Regions from separate parts of the Homo sapiens genome. Here regions 2 and 3 are each linked to region 1. Evidence: chromatin loops called from intact Hi-C (ENCODE). Cell type or tissue: MCF 10A. All regions are shown on one strand. Each heading gives the region's core, and the rest is flanking DNA. Links, peaks and the distances in the headings are about the cores only. Region 1 holds the start of TRS-GCT5-1 (tRNA-Ser (anticodon GCT) 5-1). Region 2 overlaps ZKSCAN8 (zinc finger with KRAB and SCAN domains 8). Region 3 holds the start of TRX-CAT1-7 (tRNA-iMet (anticodon CAT) 1-7).

Region 1 (7,019 bases), core at 1,181-6,180:
AGCAGGGAGGTAGGGTGGGATATTGGAGTCAGCATCTGTAGTGGGCAGCCCTGAGCCTGGAATAGATACTTTTTGGTCTTTTGGTTGTAGATGTTATTTGAGTACATTTATGCCCCTGGCTGATTGAGAGCTTCTCAGTACTTCTTGCCATCCCCCTCACTGCCCTGACCCAACCCCACTGGACCTTAATACAGTGAGGGGTGGTATCCTGGACAGGGACTCTGCACTCCCAGCTGTTTGGATCACAGAAGAGTGTTTGCCCCTCTGCCTTTGCCAGAAGAGGGTTTGTTTCTCCAACCCTACAAGGCCAGGCAGACGTGGACAGGAGCCAGGGGAGCAGGGTAATGAACTTTTTTTCCTTTGGCAAGTGGGGCGCTCCTCGCCTCTCTCTTTGCCCCATAGCCCGCTCACGGACGCCCGGCCTCACCAGGTAGTGTTGCTTGATTTGTATGCAAAATGTTGTTCTTCCTTTATCTGAAATTCAAATTTAATTGGGTATTTTGTATCTTATCTGGCAATCCTACCGCCAACCTGACTTCAGGCCGGAGGAGGAGAAATTGCGTTCCGGGTAACTTCCCACCCCATTGAGCCGGAGAACAGTTTCCTAAGTTTTGGGAAGAGTGAAAACCTGTCACCACGAAAAGAAAGGAAATCTCCTCCAATTGAAAACAAACAAACAAACAAAAAAACCCCAAAAGCTGTTACCAGGGGCTGGGAGGACAGGTAAAGCCAGATGCAAAGTTAACAGGAAACACTGTTTTCCAAGATCATGCAGCAGCCGTAAAATGTCGCAATGGTCCCCTCTTTGAGCAATTGCTGCCTTTTTACGAGTGCGCATACCCGCTTTGCCACACCCATCCATGTACTACTGGGGATACCGAAGATCACTCTCTCCTTGTGACAACGCCCAATCCCTAGCTAATCCCCACTACTCCTAACCCCACCTCAGAAACACCAAGCAATCCAGAACTGATCCTGCTTCTCTTAGAGATTCCTCAGAATCCTCGAATGGGAACCCAAACCTTACAAAAGACAGTTCTCTCCAGCCTCTTGTTGAACTGCATTTCTCCGTTACTCTGGAATATCCTGTCACTTCATCTATGTATTAAATCTGATTTTGCTTTGTTCCTGGTGGTCTTTGGCTACTGTCTTTAACACCACATTACTGCTCTGTGGCCCTCCGACAGTGCAGGAGTTAGAGGGATTAATCCTGGCAGGATAGACCCTCAGTTGATGTTGGAATGATGAGAGGAAGGTGGATCCTGAGAGAGAGAAGATTTTACCAAATCACACAGAATCTAGATTAACCATGTTTTAGAAGGGGAGGGGGAGGCAAAACAAAACTAGAGCAGCAGTGCCAAACTTTAGCATAAACCAGGATCACCTGGAGAGCTTTTTAAAGCACAAATTGCTGGACCCCAGACCTAGCGTTTTTTCCCAGGTGATAATGATGTTATTGTTCCAGAGACCACACATTTAAGAACCACTGAATTAGAGCAATCTCGTCGGCATAATAATGGTTTTTTGTTGTTGTTGTTGTTGTTTTGTTTTGTTTTGTTTTGAGACAGTATCTTGCTCTGTTGCCCAGGCTGGAGTGCAGTGGTGTGATCTTGGCTCACTGCAACTTCGCTCTCCGGGGTTCAAGAGATTCTCCTGCCTCAGCCTCCGGAGTAGCTGGGATTACAGGCGTGTGCCACTGCACCCAGCTAATTTTTGTATTTTTAGTAAAGACAGGTTTTAGCCATGTTAGCCAGGCTGGTCTCGAACTCCTGACCTCAGGTGATCCACCCGCCTCGGTCTCCCAAAGTGTTGGGATTACAGGCATAAGCCATCGCATCAGGCCAAAAGCTAATAATGCTTTGAAGCCAGTGATCCAATTTCAGACCTCTGACTTAGACAATTTAAAATTCTCATTCCCATTTAAAACAATCGAATGAGTCGTGCTCTCAAATCACACAAAGCTCAACACCATTAATCCCTAAAAATCCATTAAATATTGAATATTTATGAAGCCCAGTGTATAAACTGCCAGTAGTTACCCAGAAAATCTGTAATAAACCAAGGTCACTGAGTTTATGAGAATCCAGGATTCTCAATCACTTCCTCCTCACTGTGAGTACTTGAGCTTCCATTTAGATGATCTGGGACAACGCTAGTTGAAACAATAATCTCTCTTGTAAGGGCTGCATAAGCAGGTGTGGTCTGACCTCCTTTTCACTTTGTTGGGAGGGTAAGTCAACACAACTTCTATGGAAGAAATTTGACAGTATCTTACAAATGAATGTTACCCAGGACACAGTATATCTACTCCTAGACATTTATATTGTAAATATAGACACTCACATAAAATGCTATATTCAAAATTATATATATATGTATATATCTTCAGACACAGGTATGTTTACCTCTTTTTACAAGTAGCACCTATACATATTGTCTTGCATCATGCTTTTTTCACTTAAGAGTATATCTTTGAGAGATTAGTAGTCTTATATATGCAAGTCTTATAAATAATAGTCTTATATATGTTTCTGGAAGGATACATGAAAGCTAATAAGAGTGTCCTACTGATGGCAGTAGGTAATTAGTGGCAAAACTTTGCTATACAACTTTTCATATTTTTTGAATCATGTGAATGTAGTACTTATTTTCGAAATGAAAATAATTGAATAAACTGAATAAAATTATGTGTATTCCTTTTTTTCTCTCAAAAGATCAGCCAAGATGGAAGTTACAAATGGAAACTACATAATACTGACATTCTTCTTTCCTTTCTCAGGAGGAAATGCTTTAGTACTAACTAGAAATGTTCTATGGAATGTATTTGTAAGTTTTGCTATATCTCTAAGAGACACTCTCACTCTCCTTCCTTTTTCAAAGATGGAATCCTTAGGCAATAGTGACTGCTTTAAAAGTTAGCATTAAGATAATAAATGAAAATTTCAGTAGAGATATACAATTAGGCTGAAAATGCCTTAAGTAACCCATACGGTTCAATACCCATAATGTTGCATATGTAACTCTTTATGATTTTATAAGTACCTTTAAATTTTTCAGGCAATGTTTTTCTATAGCCCTCAATTAAATCTTCAATTGTTTCCTCAATGGGGAATCCCGCTAAGCAAAACTTGTGAAGGAATGAAAATTTGCATGAGAATGAAGCCTGAATCAAATAAATCAACTAACAAATTACATTCACAGCTAAGACAAGTGTTACTAAAGAAGCAGAGAGCAGGAAAGATCAGAGGGAATTATTGAAATGGCTGGTGAATACGGAATGAATTTGCCAAATAAAGTGCTTACCATATCATTTGTGATTCCTGGAACAAAAGGCTTGCTATGCAGCCGACGAGGATGGGATTCGAACCCACGTGTGCAGAGCACAATGGATTAGCAGTCCATCGCCTTAACCACTCGGCCACCTCGTCACACAAAGAATCAACAACTTGAATTTCTTCGTCTGTGTAGTGCTCCCAGTGAGTCTTGTAGAAACATGATCTAATCGTTTTTCCTGGTTTAATCCCCATAACCACAGTCTGAGTCAGGTGTCTTAATTAAGACACATTTCACAACCACCATAAAAATGACGACTGTCACTTAGAGTAGTGAAGTTACTTGGCAAATATCTAATAATAGGTTGAACCAGTGCCGGCATTCATTGGTAGACAAAAATCACCTGCTTTTTTGTTGACCCGGCTCCAGCTGGCCGCCCTGTATGCCCCTCGAGACACGCTGGGACCTTCGCCGGGTCCTTCTGCCACTTTATTCTGCATTCAAAGGGTTGATTTGCTTCCCGATCTAAACTTTGTCCTTAGATTCCTGTTTTCTGTGACGTACCAGAAACCTGACTGTAATTCCTTTTCATTTGCTTCTGTAATATGCCCGAGGGCCAGGAGATGCCCTCCTTTCTCTTTTGTTACTTTCTCTAGGAGTTGGTGTTGATCAGTCTATGATAAATCAGCAACAGGTGAGAACATGTTTTTTTACAAAAATTAGAGGCGCGCAGGCACCCCGATGGCACTCCTCTTGCTTTGGTCAGGACAGTGAAAGAAAGAAAGTCTTTTTGTGTTTAGCACAAGATTGGCTCAGTCCAGTTGCTACCGACACTGGGAAGGGCCTGTGGGGTGGGTAACCCCCTGGTGCGGGAGTCAGGATGCCTGGTCCTAATTGTGGCTCTTAACTAAGCCCACTCACTAAATCCAACCCAACTTGAGAAGCAGAACAGTAACCCCTAACGTCCCTTCCAGCTCTGACAACCTCAATTATAAAATGATCAGCAAGAAAAGAAGCCTGAGGCTGGGTGCGGGGGCTCACGCTTGTAATTCCAGCACTTTGGGAGGCCAAGACGGGTGGATTGTTTGAGCTCAGAATTTCGAGACCAGCCTGGGCAACATGGAGAAACCCTATCTCTACAAAAATTGCAAAAATCAGCCGGAAGTGGTGGCCCGCACCTGTGGTCCCAGCTACTCAGGAGGTTAAGGCGGAGGATCGCTGGAGCCCTGGGGGCGTCAAGGCTATACAGTGAGCCCTGATTGCCGCCATTGCACTCCAGCCTGGGCCACAGAATGAGACCCTGTCAAAAACAAAAACAAACAAACAAAAAAACAAACAAAAAAAACTGGAAGGAAGGAAGGAAGATTCTTACACTCGTTAGAGTTTGTGTGCTTTTTGATATTTGGTGCAGAATTTTGGAGGGGAAATTTTTCTTTTCTACCAGAAGAATGTTGGTGCTTTTTTTCCTCCCTGTGAAATGTCCTATCTCTGTTCTCAGCTTTGTTGGGAGAGGCTCTTTTTTATTCTCACACCTGTGTTAAACATTAAAACGACCCAATGTCCACCAAAGTGGAATACTTAGTTAAATAAATTATGATTAAGCAAAACATTAAAGTGGTATGTGATTATTAATAGGAATAATGCTGTTCTATACATAGTAGTTTATAAATATTTTCCCACTTTTTTTTTTTTTAAATGAAGTCTCGCTCTGTCGCCCAAGCTGCATGCAGTGGGGTGATCTCTGCTCACTGCAACCTCCACTTCCCGAGTTCAAGCGATGCTTCTGCCTCAGCCTCCCCAATAGCTGGGATTACAGGCACATGCCACTATGCCTGGCTAATTTTTGTATTTTTAGTAGAGACGGGGTTTTGCCATGTTGGCCAGGCTGGTCTCCAACTCCTGGCTTCAAGTGATCCGCCCCCCTCGGCCTCCCAAAGTGCTGGGATTACAGGCATGAGCCACTTTGCCCAGCCTATTTTCCCACTTCTAAGTTTTTTTTAAAAAAGGCAAGTTGCAGAACAGTATGTATAGTACGGTTGTTTGTTTTAGATGATAGAGAGTTTAGATATTTAATGTTGGTGAGGGCCATTTAGCTTCAGGCTCAATTTTAAGAAGGTTCTAAACATAGACTTTTCATATTATCTTTAAAGAAGTATTATGTATGTGTATGTATATCTGTGTATGTATTATACATACAACTACTGTGTATTTTTTAAGAGTTAAATTAAAGGTCTTCAATATTCTCAAATCTTATTTGGCATTTCTTTTTTTTTTATACACTGAAAATGAAGATGGCATGAACCTTTTGGACTTCTGGAAGGCTCTGATTGATATAAACATAAAAAACCTCCAGAAGGATGTATATTACTTGTTAATAGCTGGTATCTCTAACAGTGAGAATATGAAGCTTTTTAACTTTCTATATTAAAGGTTTTTTCAAGATTTTACTTTTTTCATAATGAGTACGTTACTTAGTAATTAATGTTTTTAAAGTAAAGATAAATTTAAATTATTCAAGACATAAGAGTGAACAGTCAAACACAGCTGAGAAATAAAGTATAATATTAAGAAACGACCATTAGATTTACCAATGGAACGATTTTATGTAGGACAAGATGGAGTTTTTTCCTAACATCTTGTAGTTCAAGCTGGCAGACACTACCTATAAAGGATCTGATTCCACAGACTGCTTCAGGACAGTGGAAACCCTTCTTTTAATCGTGTTCTCTGGCATAGTGATTCTAACTGCTATTTTTTCACCAGGTCCTGCCTGGGCTTTCTTCCTACCAGCTCCCAGCCCTGTTTGATTTCTTTGAAAGATCATTCTAGCTGCTCTGGAGAGACCAGGTGGCCAGAAATAGCTGTGAGCAGACCAGTTGGGAAGCCAGGGCAGCAGCTGTCACGAGAGGTGGTGGTGGCTCAGACTAGGAGAGTGGCAATAGGAATGGAGAGAGGTGGATGGGTCCAAGATATATGTTGGAGATAAAATGGTGGACACACACTGTGAGTGATGAGTAGGGTGAACAATTCATCCTAGTTTGCTGGGAACTTTTCTGTTTCAGCACAGAAAGTTCCATGTCTCTGAGAGACCCCCCAGTCCCAGGCAAACCTAAACAGTTGGTGACAGGGAAGGACCAATAATGAGTTTCCTGCTTCTCGCTTGAGTAGTGGGGCAAGTGGAAGTAGTGTTTATTAAAACTGGGAAGATTGAGGAAGTGGTAGGTATTGTGGAAATGACAATTTAACTTTTACATGTTAAGACTCGTCATAAACCAACCTATGCAGGCCGTCTGCAATAGAATGTTTTTTCCTTCGTCTTTGAGTCAGGAGAAGAATTTGTTATTTCAAAGGACTATAGGAAATATGAGATTTATATCCATCGTGGGGAACTCTCCTTATTCAAGATTTTAACTACAAATGATTAATATTCTGGAATTTCTATTTCTTGGAGTAAATCTAATTTACAGGAAATCATTTGGTGATTCCTTGGCTTATTTCCCATTTTAAATAACTATTCTGTATTTTGTCCATTTTTCTAAATACTGCAAGGGTAAGTTGTACATATTTAGTTAGTCAAAAGAATAAAAAACTTAAAAACAAAATATCTCCAATCTTGCAAAACTTTTGACAGCTAATTTATTCGTATCCACACCAACTGGATTAAAAATAATTTATCAGTAGATGTCTTCTTAGCAAAGGTGACAGGTGAGCCTTGACTGCTAAAGATCCTAGGTGCAAACCTCTGA
Region 2 (7,019 bases), core at 1,151-6,150, 51 kb after region 1:
CCATACTATTTGAGATGGAAGAGAGACACGGGGACCAAAAAAGCTCTGTTCATTGCTATGCCACTACTATTTCTGCAGCTGTTGTTGCTATGATAAACAGTATCTCAGCAACAAGGATCCTTTGTCTCTGCTGGAACTGTGACAGAATAAACCCCTCACCTCTCCTAAGAAAAGGGATGGCTGCTACTTTCTTGGGAACAAACCCAGTTTTGTGTCTAAACTTGATAAAATTTTTGCTCCCAACTCAAATTACACTAATTACCCCTCTCTGCCTTTTTCCACCTTACAAATTGTTTTATGTCTTGACAGTTATAAGTTAACAGTGTGTACCCTTGATATAATGAGAATGGCACTTCACCTCTGTGGTCTTCCTCCCCAGAACATATAACCTCAGTATAATAATGACAAAAACAGTTAAATCCCAATTGAACGATATTCTACAAAATGAACAAACAACAATATCAACAACAAAAACCAACACAAAGCAGAACTGAGGATCCAGGACCAAGAGAAAATAAGGTCTCCATTCCTGCACCCCACTCTCGGAAATTTAGCCCTGTCAGAAAAGCAAGTCGGAGTCACTCCTGTAATTAGGAGTCTTAAGAGCCTCAGAGACAGCCAAGGACAGGACTCAAGACATCAGCCTGTCCCAGCCATCCTCCCTCCCAGGGTTTCTGAGGGTCTACTCTGCCAGTGCAGAAGGGCCAGGCAGGAGATGGGGTAGTGAAGGGAAAGAAAAATAAGAGGGAGGATGATGAAGAGGGAGGAAAAGGGAGGAAAGAGAAAAGAGGAGGAGTGTGAGAAAGTGGGTGGAAGAGGGGAGGGGTGGGAAAGGATGGAGGGAAAAGGCAGGCCTGAGGCGACCTGGCGCAGTACACAGTTTCTCCCATCCTCCGAGGGTGTCCACTCCAGGGCACACGCAAAACTCTAGAAGAAAGTCAAGAGGGAACTCACCTGAAAAACTGAGATTAGACTATCTGACCAAGCGACTGAGGACAGCTGTCGGCCTAGAAAGCTTGACTTTGACTTCCGTGGATCCTGCGCCTGGGCATCTGGTCATCTACTCTAGGATCCTGGAGGCTTCCCTCTCAGGGATTTGTGAGTTGACTAGAATGGACCATGTGAAGAAAGGATTGCTTACTCCCAAGAAGGCATTTTATGCTTTTTATCTCATTTAATCCTACAGGGCAGACGTTAAAGTCCTCCTCTCATATATATAAAAACTGAGAAGCAAATAAATTTTCCGAGGTCAGGCACCTGTTAAAACAGCCAAGATGAAATTTCAATCTAGGGCTTGCTTCCCAGATTAAGCCACTTTACAGCTTCTCAGGGTAGTATTCAGCCAGTAATCTCCAAATTAATTTGTAAATTCAACACTATTCTCATGAAAATAGAAACTTTTTAGAAGATTTTAATGTTCACCTAGAAGACTAAACATGCAGGACTACCTGGGGAAACTGAGGAAGAAGGGCACTTGTCCTAAAGAACTTACTTATTATAAAGCCTTAATACTTAAAGTGTGTAGTACTCATGATAATGGTACAGAACAGAAGGCCCAGAAATAGACACATAAATTTAGCATATGATAAAGGTAGCAAATGAGTTAAAAAAAAAAAAAAAAGTGAACTCTTCAAATGCATGGTGAGAACTGGATAACCATCTGGAAAGATGGTAAATTAGATTTCTACCTTACTCTATAAACTAGGATATATTCCAAATAAACCAGTTTTACATGTTATAAATAAAACCATAAAAGTACCAGAGGAAAACATGAGGTGAGTCCTTTATAACCTCAGAATAGAAAGGCCCTCCTCCTGGCCGGGCGCGGTCGCTCACGGCTGTAATCCCAGAACTTTGGGAGGCCAAGGTGGGTGGATCATGAGGTCAGGAGTTTGAGACCAGCCTGACCAACATGGTGAAACCCCGTCTCTACCAAAAATACAAAAATTAGCCAGGTGTGGTGGTGCGTGCCTGTAATCCCAGCTACTCAGAAGGCTGAGGCAGGAGAATCGCTTGAACCCGGGAGGCGGAGGTTGCAGTGAGCAGAGATCGCACCACTGCACTCCAGCCTGGGTGACAGAGCGAGACTCCATCTCAAAAAAGAAAAGTCCTCCTCCTTATAAGCCAATATCCAGAGATCATTAATGAAAAGATTGGTAAACTTGACCCACATAGAATAAAAACTCCTGTGAGGTAAAACAAACAAACAAAAGCACTTTAAGCAGTCAAAGACAAAAAAATGGAAATATATTTACAATTTCTATTTCTGAAAACTGGCAGCCAAGATGAAGTTCCTGAACGATAAAAAAAAGTGTAAACGGCAGGTCAGAGCTGGATTCTCTCCTGCTCCAGCTTCACTCTGAACTTAATCAGACTCTGCTAAGCATTCACAACTCACTTATCCTGATCCTGTCATACAGCAGTTGTTGTTAAGTCACCTCAGGTCCCTTACTTCCAGAATCCCCAGAAGACCACAAAACATCAAAGTTTAGCACAACTCTCCTGTAGAGGGAAGAGTCTGTCATTAACACTTCAGTGGCATATTCCTGGGTGGCACTAGAGAATAACTATCTTATTCTCCCTCTGCTTCCGGAGCTGGCATTTCTTGCCTATTTCCTGACTGTATCCAACAGCTGGGGCCAGAAAAAAATTAAACACATGAATTTATCAAAGAATCGCTGTGGAAATGAATAAATCAGCAGAACAGGCTAATTCCAGGGAGGTAAGCAAAGTAAGAAATAATTACAACAAATACCTGGATAGCACTTCCTATGTAGCAGGTACTGTTCATGTAATCCTCATAACAACTCTAGACAGGTGCTTTTATTATCCCCATTGACAGATGACATATAGGCACAGAAAGATAAAATGACTTGGCCAAAATCACAGGTAGTGTGGCTTCTGACTTACGTGCTTAAAAAGTAGGGGAAAAAAAGGGAAGAATCCCTAAGAGATCAAAAGTTGTAAGATGGTAATCTCTCTCCCCACCTGCTGTCTGGATTCACTCAATTCCTTGAAATCATCCAGCTTAGCCACTTGCCCAAGGAAAATCCTCCCTCCCCTGGCCAGTGCTGTTCCCTCTCCCAGACCTGGTGTTCCTCAGGATGATCAGGAACTGGCCTCAGCCACTGTCAACTGGGCTGCTGGAGCCAGCTTACAGAATGCTGGCCTGTGGAGTTTTCTCATTAACAGAATCCTTGGAACCAGCGAAACCATCTCCTCTAAAGATGCAGTCATGCAGCTTTTCCTGTAATTGACGAGTTTTCAGGAACACTTCTGTAAAAGAAACATTTTACTCAAAGAAAAAGCAAAGATTGCCATAGGTGTTATACTACTAAGGGTTATGGGGGGAAAGAAGTGCAATGTTAAATAAGGAGCTAATTTGCAAAGGGCTCTCAGATCACATGCTGGGGCAGCAGGTCTGCAGTGGTAATCTTCCCCGTTGCCTTTAAGCACTGCTTGGGATAGTGGAAGGGCTCATGAGAGAACAGCATTAAGGTTGCTGTAAGGTGGTCCTGGCGTGGATGGAAGTGACTGCTAAAGGGAAGGGTAGCCATTTATTGCCAAGCTGAAGTAGAGAGAAAATAAATTCTGCATTCGAAATGAAATGTCACGGGCACAATTAAGTGGTGGAAGAAGCCTCTCCTGAATTTAGAGCACCGAACATTTATTTCCAATTATTTGCATTTTCCCCCTTTTGTTTGAAAAAGAGAGCTGAAGATCTGGTGGGCAGTGATACCAATTGGTACCAGAAGCACACTTGTAGTTGGCACTCAATGAAGCTCTGAAGACGGCAGTAAAAACCAGGGTTGTAACTGAAAGGGAAGTAGTCCCAACTCTGGGCACCTGCGGCACTAAATCTCGAGGAAAAACCCTTTCCTGGAAGACTGCATTTGGATACAATCCCCACCGTCCCAGGATGGGTTGCCTCTCCTGGAGTTCCTGCACACATTCCACCCAGGCAGGCGCGGAGAGACGAGGTCTGAGGGGTTGCAGCTGTGCAACATCCACCCAAGCGACACCCAAATGCATACCAGCGTTTCTCTGCCTGTGAGCAGCAACCAGCTCCGAGGCCTCGCCTCGGGGCGGAAGTCCCTCTCAGTACTTCCGGGGCGTGTCCCGGAAATTTCTGGGCGGGGCCTGGCTGCGCCCGAGGTTGCCAAACAGGGGTTGAAACCTCCACCTGTCCCCGCCGCGGTGTAGGCAGGGTCTAGCCCGGGAGCGATTTGCTCCGGCCCGTCGGCAATGCTCAGACTTCCTACCTCACCTCTCTCGAAGGTTGATTTTGCTTCCTGAGTTTTATCCAGGGCAGGACCACCCGTGTATGTTGGAATTTAAAGATAGTGCAGTTGGTGAAATTTCTCGTGTGGGCCCTACAGGATCCCTTAAAGCGACACACGGGGCCACAGAACTCTGGTCTTAATTATTAGTGATCTGAAAGCCAACACACTATATCCTGTGTGCTTTCTCAAAGATTAGAGACAAGAACCAAGAACAATATTTTCAAAACATGACTGCGATACTGCAAAATTTCTCCGGCTATTCAATTATTTATGAAAGAACTTAACTCAAAGCACTGTAGTCAGTAAATATACTGGTTTGGATATAAAGATGATAAAAGGAGTAATTCCTAAAATGAATCATTACAGGTGGAGGCACAAAGTTTGAATCCATCTTATGGCAGAGCATGAATTAAGAATATACAAGGGTCACACCTGAGGGCATAACTAGGGGAGAAAAGAAATGGGCAAAGCCCCAGGAAACCTAACCAAGTGGCCTCTTTGAGCCTCCATTTACAGAATAATGGATTGGAACACTAAACCTAGCATTCTAAACTATGAATATTTAAATATGACAGAGCAAGCAGTTATTTCTTTGGTATATTACACATTTAAACTGATTTTCTAACTTGGGTTGAACTTTTGAGACCTCTGTCGCCCAGTGGCATAATCATAGCTCACTGCAAGGGCTCAAGGGATCCTCCCACCATATCCTTTTGAGTAGCTGGGACTACAGATGCATCCCACCACACCCGATTAACTTTTTTATTTTTTAAGTTTTTTTTGTAGAGACAGTCTTGCTGTTGCTCAGGCTGCTCTTGAACTCCTGGCCTTAAGCAATCCTTCTGCCTTGGCCTACCAAAGTGCTGGGATTATAAGCATAAGCCACTGCACCCAGGGGTTGAACCTTTCTAAACCTGCTGAATTAAGTACCCCTGCTGCAAAAGCAAGCTAGTGCTTCTAAAGGCCTGCTTTTTAACGATTTAATTTAGGAAATCACATTTCCTCCTACATATTTGCCTTCCTAAATAGGATTAACACAGTATGTTAAAAACTACGTTAAAAACAAATAAAACTGGAATGGTTTTACTTGACAAACTCTGACAATATTCTGGCTTGTGGTTTCCTTGGCATGCTGGTAATTCCTGCCTAGAGGCTGTCCAAGGGACTGAGGGTCATATGTTGTCCTTAAGGCTAAATCTTTGATGTTATAGCCCCTCTGTTAAAGAGACAGCCCCCAGTATTTTACCTTTGATGCTATAATGAACCAAGATATGGAAGACTAAAACTAGACTTGTACTTCTGTAACACTTGTATGCTGAAACACTTGGCATAGGGATGATGGCAGATCTGATGCTGAAAGCAACCTTAAAACATCATCAACTTTATTGTTTATCAACACCCTGACATATGTTGCTGTGAATGCCAAACATTAAGTCTTCTTTTTCTTTTATAGTCTTAAAAACCACAAAATATGCACACACACAGGATTCTCTTAAGGCTTGGCATAGCTAATTTTTCTAATTGTATTGCCAGTACTTCGTATCTCTTTCTCCTATTTACCTTAAATATATCAAGTCTCACAACCTCAGCATTAAGGATTTTGGGCCAGATCATTCTTTGTTGTGGGGCGGGGACAGGGGCAGGGGCGGGGCGATGCGGGGGGGTGAGGTGCTGTCCTGTGCAAACATGATGCTTAGCAGCATCCCCAGCCTCTACCTACTAGATGCCAATAGCATCCCAGCTGCCCACCAATGGTATGACCAAAAATGTCCCCAAACATTGCCAAATTTCTCCCAAAGAGAACCACTAATCTCATATACAAAAGCCTATTCTCAAGCACTTTTGGAATTATAACCTTCACACAATAGTCTTTAGTGCTTATTTTCTTTCTGGACCAATAAGGCTGACCAAATGGAGAGCTTCAGCTTTTCACACATAATTTCCTAAAGATGAATTTTTTTTGGCCTTACTCTTAGGTAGAGGCAGATCCTGATATACTATGCTAGCATACGAAAATAGGTCTGTACATTTTTGAGCACCCAAAGTGGTAAGAGACATTCTTGAAAACAGCTTAAAAATTTCTGTAGATACCACCACAAATAATCCACACAATACTTCAACAAGCATTTATTAAACGCCTACTATGTGCTCAGCACTATACTAGGCACTCGGGGGTGCAGAGATACAAATGTAAAAGTTATTATTCCTGCCCTCAAGGAGCTTACAATTTAATTTTGGAAATAAATACAAATATGAAACTGTAACACAGAGTGCTAGAAAATAATTACAAAGCAACATATTAGTAAGTACATGGACCACAGTACAAACTCAAAAGATAAGTGCTGAGGCAGCACAGAATGAGGGAGGTCATCGCATGAGGTGATGTCAATCAGGGAGAGCTCAGTCAGAAGATATAAAGGAAGAAAGGCTTTGAAGGGAGTGATGAACATGAGCTGGGACCAAAGAGCAATCTAAGCAAAAAGAATAGCATGAGAAAGGCACAGAGGCAAGAGCTTGTAAGACATCAGTAGAAGGCTGTAGGAAGTTTGAATCTGTTGAATCAAGGTGAATATGCTAGAGAGTAATGAAGGCTGATGAATATTAGGCATAGAGGTAATGGAGAATTTGGAACACCACTGCTCCATAGGAATTATCTACTGGGTGTTACTTAGTGAAAATGAAATTTTACAATAGAGATATTGTAAAAATGGGTGTTTGAGGAGGATCGTCTTTGAA
Region 3 (7,019 bases), core at 1,290-6,289, 310 kb after region 1:
AACAACATTGACTCTTCCAATCCATGAGCATGGAATGTTTTTCCATTTGTTTGTGTCATCTATTATTTCTTCAGCAGTGTTTTGTAGTTCTTCTAATAGAGAATTTTTTTTTTTTTTTGCACAGAGTCTCGCTCTGTCGTCCAGGCTGGGGTGCAGTGGTGCGATCCCGGCTCACTGACTGCACCCGGCTCACTGCAAGCTCCGCCTCCTGGGTTCACGTCATTCTCCTGCCTCAGCCTCCAGAGTAACTGGGACTACAGGCGCCTGCCATCACGCCCGGCTAATTTTTTTGTATTTTTAGTGGAGGCAGGGTTTCACCGTGTTAGCCAGGATGATCTCAATCTCAATCTCCTAACCTCGTGATCCGCCCACCTCGGCCTCCCAAAGTGCTGGGATTACAGGCGTGAGCCACTGCGACCGGCCTAATAGAGGTCTTTCACCTCCTTCATTAGATGTCTTCCTGGGTAATTTTGTGTGTGTGTAGCTATTGTACATGGGATTGCCTTCTTGATTTGGCTTCAGATTGAACATTATTTCTGTATAGAAATGCTACTAATTTTTGCATGTAAATGGATCCTGAAACTTTACTGAAGTAGTTTATCAGTTCCAGGAGACTTTGGGCAAAGTCTTCAGGGTTTCTAGGGATAGAATTACATCCTCAGTGAACAGAGATAGTTGCACTTCTTTTTCTATTTGGATGTGTTTTACTTCTTTCTCTCGCCTGATTGCTCTGGCTAGGACTTCCATAAATCTTGATTTCCGAATAGAATTTGCAAACAATTCTTATTCTACTTCCGTACAATATGGAGCAATAATGACCAAAATGTGAAAGCAGTTCCATTTGTCCCTATCTTTTTGTAAAACCTCACTCAGAAGGTGATTAATAAAACACTATCACCATGAAAATATTATTATTATAAGACTTAAATGTTTTATCCTACTAGAATATGCACTTATAAATAACTTGCATGAATTTAAAGAGAACAGACTTCATAAGTTAAAAATGACACTAAACTTTGGGAAAGTAATAATTCCAAAGAAGTCAGAAATAAAATTAAAAACTAAAAGCAATAAATAAAAGGATGAAATTTCACGTAAATCAAGACAAACACATTTACTTCAATTATATACTACATAATAGTATTAATAGAAATATGATTGGCAGTGAATCCCATACCAGCTAAGACATATGGATAATAAAACATGTAGATTATTGGCTTTAGTTTGAGGATTTATATTTTAAGAGATACATTATAAAACTAAAATGCCTACACAAAATAATGACTAGAGAATTGAAAAATCAGAACATCATGCCTCTTGAAGAATTATTGAAGGCATTGATTTTTTCAATGCTGGGTAGAAAATGCTTTGTCAAATCATGAAGCAGTAGCTTTCTTCAGCTATTTAAAGGGAAATCATGTGCATAGCTTAGTTTGTTTCATAAAGGTTATAAATTCTACTAATGCATAAAAATTAAAAAGTAGATCTGAGCATGATATAAGGACACACACACACACAAATAGATGTTATACCATGATGAAATAGCTGACCATTTCTGGCAATGAGGGAAAATAGAATTCTATATAAAATAGAGATTGAATTAAACAATCTACCTAATGTCTTTCCTTTTTAAATTCTGTTTTAGGAATTTCCTTTTGTGAAATAACATTTGTGATAACAATTTCTGTTAATGACCAAAGAAACAAAAGCAGCAGAGAAAATGATAGATATAACTAAACCTTTGGAATAATGTCATGTAAAAGAAATTGAGTTGATTCCAAGGAAAGAACTGGATGGAAGCTATTCTGATTTAGCATACAGAAGTCAACGCTAGAAAACATGAAATGGCTTGAATGGGTAAATATCTGTGGAGATGATTTTCAAATATGAGAAGCAGCCCAAGGGAAGTTGGACTGCGTGACTTATAAGATCCCTTTCAAGATCCCTTTCCATCCAAAAAGTGTATGGCTCTGTCAACTACAATATAGGAGAAATTTGGTTAGATTTTAAAAAAACTTCCTGAAGATAAAAAATGGGGTATAATGGAATATTTAAATAAAGGATACAATGAAGTAATCAACTGTATCAGTTTCCTAGGGCTTTCATAACCAATTGCCATGTGCTTGACGGCTTAAAACAATAGAAAGTTATTATCTCACAGTTCTGGAAGCCAGAAGTCTGAAATCAAGGTACTAGCAAGGCCATGTTCTCTCTGGAGGGTGGTGGGTGGGTGGGCAGACGAGGTGTGGTGGTGGTGATGAACTTGTTTCTGCTTTTTTTGGTTTCTAGTGACTATGGGCATGCCCTGCTCGTCCCTGTCTTGTGGCCACATCACTCTCAGCTCTGGCTTCATTTTCATCTCTTTCTTTTCTGTGTGAGCCTCAGTCAAATCCCTCTTTACCTGTCTCTTACAGGGATTCATGATGGCATTTAGAATTCACTCAGATAATCTAGAATAAATCCCTCCTCCCAAGATTCTTAATCACATCTTTCTCCATATAAGGTAACATTTGCAGATTCCAGTGATTATCACGTAGACATATCTTTTGGGAAGGGCCATCATTCATGGTACTGCATCATCTGTATCACTTAGGGCTATATAGTCCATCATCTTCCAAAGAAAAGAGCATAAAATTTACTTTTGAAGGATCAGATTTTTTAAATTTTAGATTCTTAAGGAAATTAGCAGGAATCCAACTTTATTCCTACTTGTAGTATAATTACTATCTATCATGAGAATTTGTAAACTGTATACATTTTCCTGTTTAAAACAACAAACACATAGATTATATCATTTTTCAGTACATACACTGAGTTGACCACAGGGCAAAAATTGGTGAAAAAATAAAATCTTTTTTGCAGATATAAGAGATCGATATAGTTTTTTAAAAGGTGCATAAGTATTAGCACCATATGGATAGTGGAATTATTAGGAAGATAATACCGTCTGTCTCTCTGTGTATAATTTAAATATAGACACAAAATACACTGTCATATTTATCGTATTTTACTTTTCTAAATTATTTACATTGAGTAACAATCATATTCCCATAAATATGTCACAGGTTTTTTCTTTAAACATCATTTCCAGTACCAAAATGTGTCCCACATTATGCTCCAACAAAAAGACACGGATCATCAGACTGATAAAAAAGCAAGGCCCACTATATGCTGTCTATAAGAAAGGTGCTTTAAATATAAGGACATTCGCCGGGCATGGTGGCTCACGCCTGTAATCCCAGCACTTTGGGAGGCTGAGGTGGGTGGATCACTTGAGGTCTGGAGTTTGAGACCAGCCTGGCCAACATGGGGAAACTCCGTCTCTACTAAAAATATGAAAATTAGCAGGACACGGTAGCAGCACACCTGTAATCCCAGCTACTTGGAAGGCTGAGGCACTAGAATCGCTTGAACCCGGGAGGCGGAGGTTGCAGTGAGCCATGAAACGTGCTACTGCACTCCAGCCTGGGTGACAGAGGGAGACTCTGTTTCAAAAAATATATAAAATAAAATAAAATAAAATACATATGTGTGTGTGTATGTGTATATAAATGTATATATAATGACACACATAAGTAAATAGTAAAAGGTTGGAAAAGGTAGCCACAATAATATTAATCAAAAGAATTGGCTATATTATTATATATAGTCAGAGCAGGCGCCCGCGACCCGCGGGGCGGAGGTGCTGGCCCAGCCAGAGCAGTCCAACCTCGCCGCAGAGACCGTGCGGGAGCCGGGCCGCCCACACGTGGGCCAGCCTCCAGTGTTGCAGGAGACGCTTTGAAGTTACAGTGAAAGGGATTTTTTTCTTCCTGAAAAGAAGGGAAGAAGGCTCTATTAAGAGGCTCTATTCAATAAGAACGGAAAGCCACCTAAATATCTTTTTGAAAACACAGCCTATGGTATTAGTTGGATTCCTGAAAGACGACAAAGCCTTCCTAGAGACGACAAGGCTTCTTTTGTACGCGAGGCATTGGTGGTTCAGTGGTAGAATTCTCGCCTGCCACGCGGGAGGCCCGGGTTCGATTCCCGGCCAATGCAACGATGACGTTTTATTCTTGAAAACTACGTATTCTATTTCAGAAGGTGGATATTTTCCCTATGCCTTTTTTGCCTTACCCTTACATTTTGACTACATGATAAAGCAGGCAGGCCAGCGACATGCTGTTTTCTTACAGAAACATCGAGGGTTTTTTTTGCTTTCATAATGTTTGATACCAATACACGCTGAACTCATCCTCATGTTTGCAGCATAAATAGAACTAGTGGCCCTTGGTGGGGTGTGGAAATCAGATTTGTTTAACCATACCAAAAAACCAGAATCCCCACCAAGTTTTGAGGAAAACATCATAAAGAATTCACTGCAAATATCACTACCGTATAGAGCAGAGTGGCGCAGCGGAAGCGTGCTGGGCCCATAACCCAGAGGTCGATGGATCGAAACCATCCTCTGCTATTTTTTTTTTTTTCTTTTTCTAAAAAGATACTTACGACTTACTCTCACCAACCTTCCTTCCCTTGCCAGCTCACTCAAAGGAAAAGTGACAGCAAATGGAAGTATTCACATGCCTTTGAGGAGAAAATCAGGAAGCAGCTTTCAGTTAAGAAATTAGAGGTACCCCATCTTAAAGAGCAGGAATTGATACTAAGTCCATGAGCTGAAATATCTCCACCTCAGCATACTACCAGTTTGTAAACTATAATTTAGTTTAGAGTTCCAAGTTTACAGGTAGCTAATTTTTAGAGATTCAGTTAAAGAGAACTGGAAGTATTTATTTTATTTTTATTATTTTATATTATATTATATTTTATATTTTATTTGAGACGGGGCCTCACTCTGTCACTCAGGCTGGAGTGCAAGTGGTGCGATCATAGCTCACTGCAACTTCGAACTTGTGGGCTTAAGCAGCCTTCTGAGTAGCTGGAGCTACCGGTGCTCCCCACCTAGCCCAGCTGAATTTTTTTCTTTTTTTTTTTTTTGGAGAGATGTGGGGTGGGAGGAAGGTGTCTCACTTTTTTTGCCCAGTCTGGTCTCAAACTCCTGCGCTCAGATGATTATCCTGCCCTGGCCTCCCAAAGTATTGGGATTATAGGCGTGAACCCTCTCGCCAGACCGTGAAGTTATTTTGAATAACAACTCTTCCAAAAAATGTCTTGCTCCTAGTCTGTTTTCTTCCTTAGCACTTATTACTATGCAGCATATTGTGTCTTTATTGATTTAGTATTTTCTCTCTCATGGGAAGTAAATTTACAAGGACAGATTTTTGTGTTTTGGCATTGTGGTTGCCATCATACCTAGAACAAGTCCTGGCACATCTTAGATACTGGTGAGTTGGTAAATATTAGTTAATAGCCACAATTTCCAATTCACCAAACCGAAACATCAGTATTCCTCATTACTCACGATCTTATTTCACCTTTTAAAAAAGTATAGAACAGTTCAAAAGTGACCACATGGATTTGATCTATTATTTAACATCATGACATGTAAACTACAAGTCTCTTTTATATTTAGAGAAAAGAGGAAAACACTCATGAAATTTAAGTATTCTTCAACTCCATCCCCAGACCTGTTATCGACTTTCTCAGGTCAAGTCTATTATGACTTTGATGTTCATCTGTCCCATTTCATTTTCACTCTTGCTTATATATAGGCCCATGGCAATACAATTTTTTTTCTGAGACGGTCTTGCTCTGTCGCCCAGGCTGGAGTGCCATGGCACCATCTCAGCTCACTGCAACCTCCACTTCCTGGGTTCAAGCAATTCTCCTGCCTCAGCCTCCTAAGTAGATGGGATTACAGGTGAGCACCACCACTCCCAGCTAATTTTTTTTATTCTTAGTAAGGACGGGGTTTCACCATGTTGGCCAGGGTGGTCTCAAACTCCAACACTGTTCTCAATAAGAAACTTTCTAATCACACAGATAATCAGAGGCACATGTGATTTATCTAAAAGAAAAAAAAAAAGCCAAGAAAAATGGAACTCTACTTTCTATTTTCTCCTGGATCCTATTTAAGAAATGAATTTTCAGTTTGTTCTTGGATATTGTGACTGCAGACAGAGCCTCCTTGCAAAGTAGTGAATTCAATTTACCTCCTAATCTTGTACAAGGCTGCCATTCTTCTTTCTGTATATAGTTTCCTATTAGCAAGCACGAAACTGAAAAGAGAGCAGCTATATAGAGATAGTCATTTTGTAAAGACAGACACTTTGGGGCCTGAGAGCACACTGTCACTGTATTGTGAAAGTTGTCAGAATCAAAATGTAATCACTAATGTTAAGAAAACTCTGACAAATAGATCCCAGGAAGGCCATGAGGAGTGGGTTTTTATATTTGTATGTCTGATCATAAAAACTATCACAAAACATTGTAAAAACCTCAACCTTGTATAAAGGCCCTTGCAAATTTACACAAAAATATTTTTATAAGGACATCCATCCAGTAACTGTCTGTCTAACCTTGAACTGGTGTTACCTTTGTTATTGATCTTGTCGATGAAAAGAGTCAAACCCTGTAAAATATTTGAAGAGATTTATTCTGAGCCAAATATGACCATGACCTGTGACACACCCCTCAGGAGGTCCTAAGAACACGTGCCCAAGGTGGTCGGGGCGCAGCTTGGTTTTATACATTTTAGGGAGGCAGGAGACATCAATCAAATACATTTAAGAAATACATTGGTTTGGTCCAGAAAGGCAGGACGCCGAGGCGGGGCAGGAGTATTGGGTGGGGGGTCAGGGTGGGGTGCTTCCACGCTACAGGTGAATTTAAACGTTTTCTGGTTGACAATTGGTTGAATTTGTCTAAAGACCTGGGATTGATAGAAAGGGAGTGTTCAGGTTAAGAACCTGAGACCAAGTTCTTTTGAAGTCTTAACAGTGGCTGCCCTTAGAGACAATAGATGATAACAAATGTTTCCTACTCAGATCTTAGTTAATCTCTTTAGGATTGGGAGGGTCTGGAAGAAAAAGATCTAGCTATGTTAATAGAGATTCTTTACAGACACAAATTTTCCC

Evidence for each region. Peaks named below come from ENCODE experiments on the same cell type or tissue, not always from the same donor. Only the 100,000 strongest peaks of a DNase experiment are listed, where the experiment ranks them.
Region 2: a loop joins it to region 1, with 5 times the contacts of the local background. A loop is called at or near these places in 10 of 110 quality-filtered maps.
Region 3: a loop joins it to region 1, with 14 times the contacts of the local background. A loop is called at or near these places in 15 of 110 quality-filtered maps.

What each region holds. Positions count from the first base shown.
Region 1 is chr6:28,209,446-28,216,464 of GRCh38, reverse strand. It overlaps TRS-GCT5-1 (tRNA-Ser (anticodon GCT) 5-1), which reads right to left and starts at 3,428; the gene lies at 3,347-3,428. It also overlaps the pseudogene TOB2P1. RefSeq lists an enhancer at 2,852-3,528. In MCF 10A, for the core only: no CTCF peak of the experiment used is centred there; a DNase peak (open chromatin) is centred at 3,474.
Region 2 is chr6:28,158,837-28,165,855 of GRCh38, reverse strand. ZKSCAN8 (zinc finger with KRAB and SCAN domains 8) reads right to left here. Exons shown (of 6, transcript NM_006298.4): 6 at 6,396-7,019. It also overlaps the pseudogene ZKSCAN8P1. Among named protein-coding and RNA genes, the nearest start is that of ZKSCAN8, 20 kb to the right of the region's middle. RefSeq lists an enhancer at 4,003-4,052. In MCF 10A, for the core only: no CTCF peak of the experiment used is centred there; a DNase peak (open chromatin) is centred at 4,105.
Region 3 is chr6:27,899,930-27,906,948 of GRCh38, reverse strand. It overlaps TRX-CAT1-7 (tRNA-iMet (anticodon CAT) 1-7), which reads left to right and starts at 4,385; the gene lies at 4,385-4,456. TRG-GCC2-3 (tRNA-Gly (anticodon GCC) 2-3) reads left to right here and starts at 3,971; the gene lies at 3,971-4,041. RefSeq lists cis regulatory regions at 3,547-4,619, 4,845-5,103. In MCF 10A, for the core only: no CTCF peak of the experiment used is centred there; a DNase peak (open chromatin) is centred at 3,948.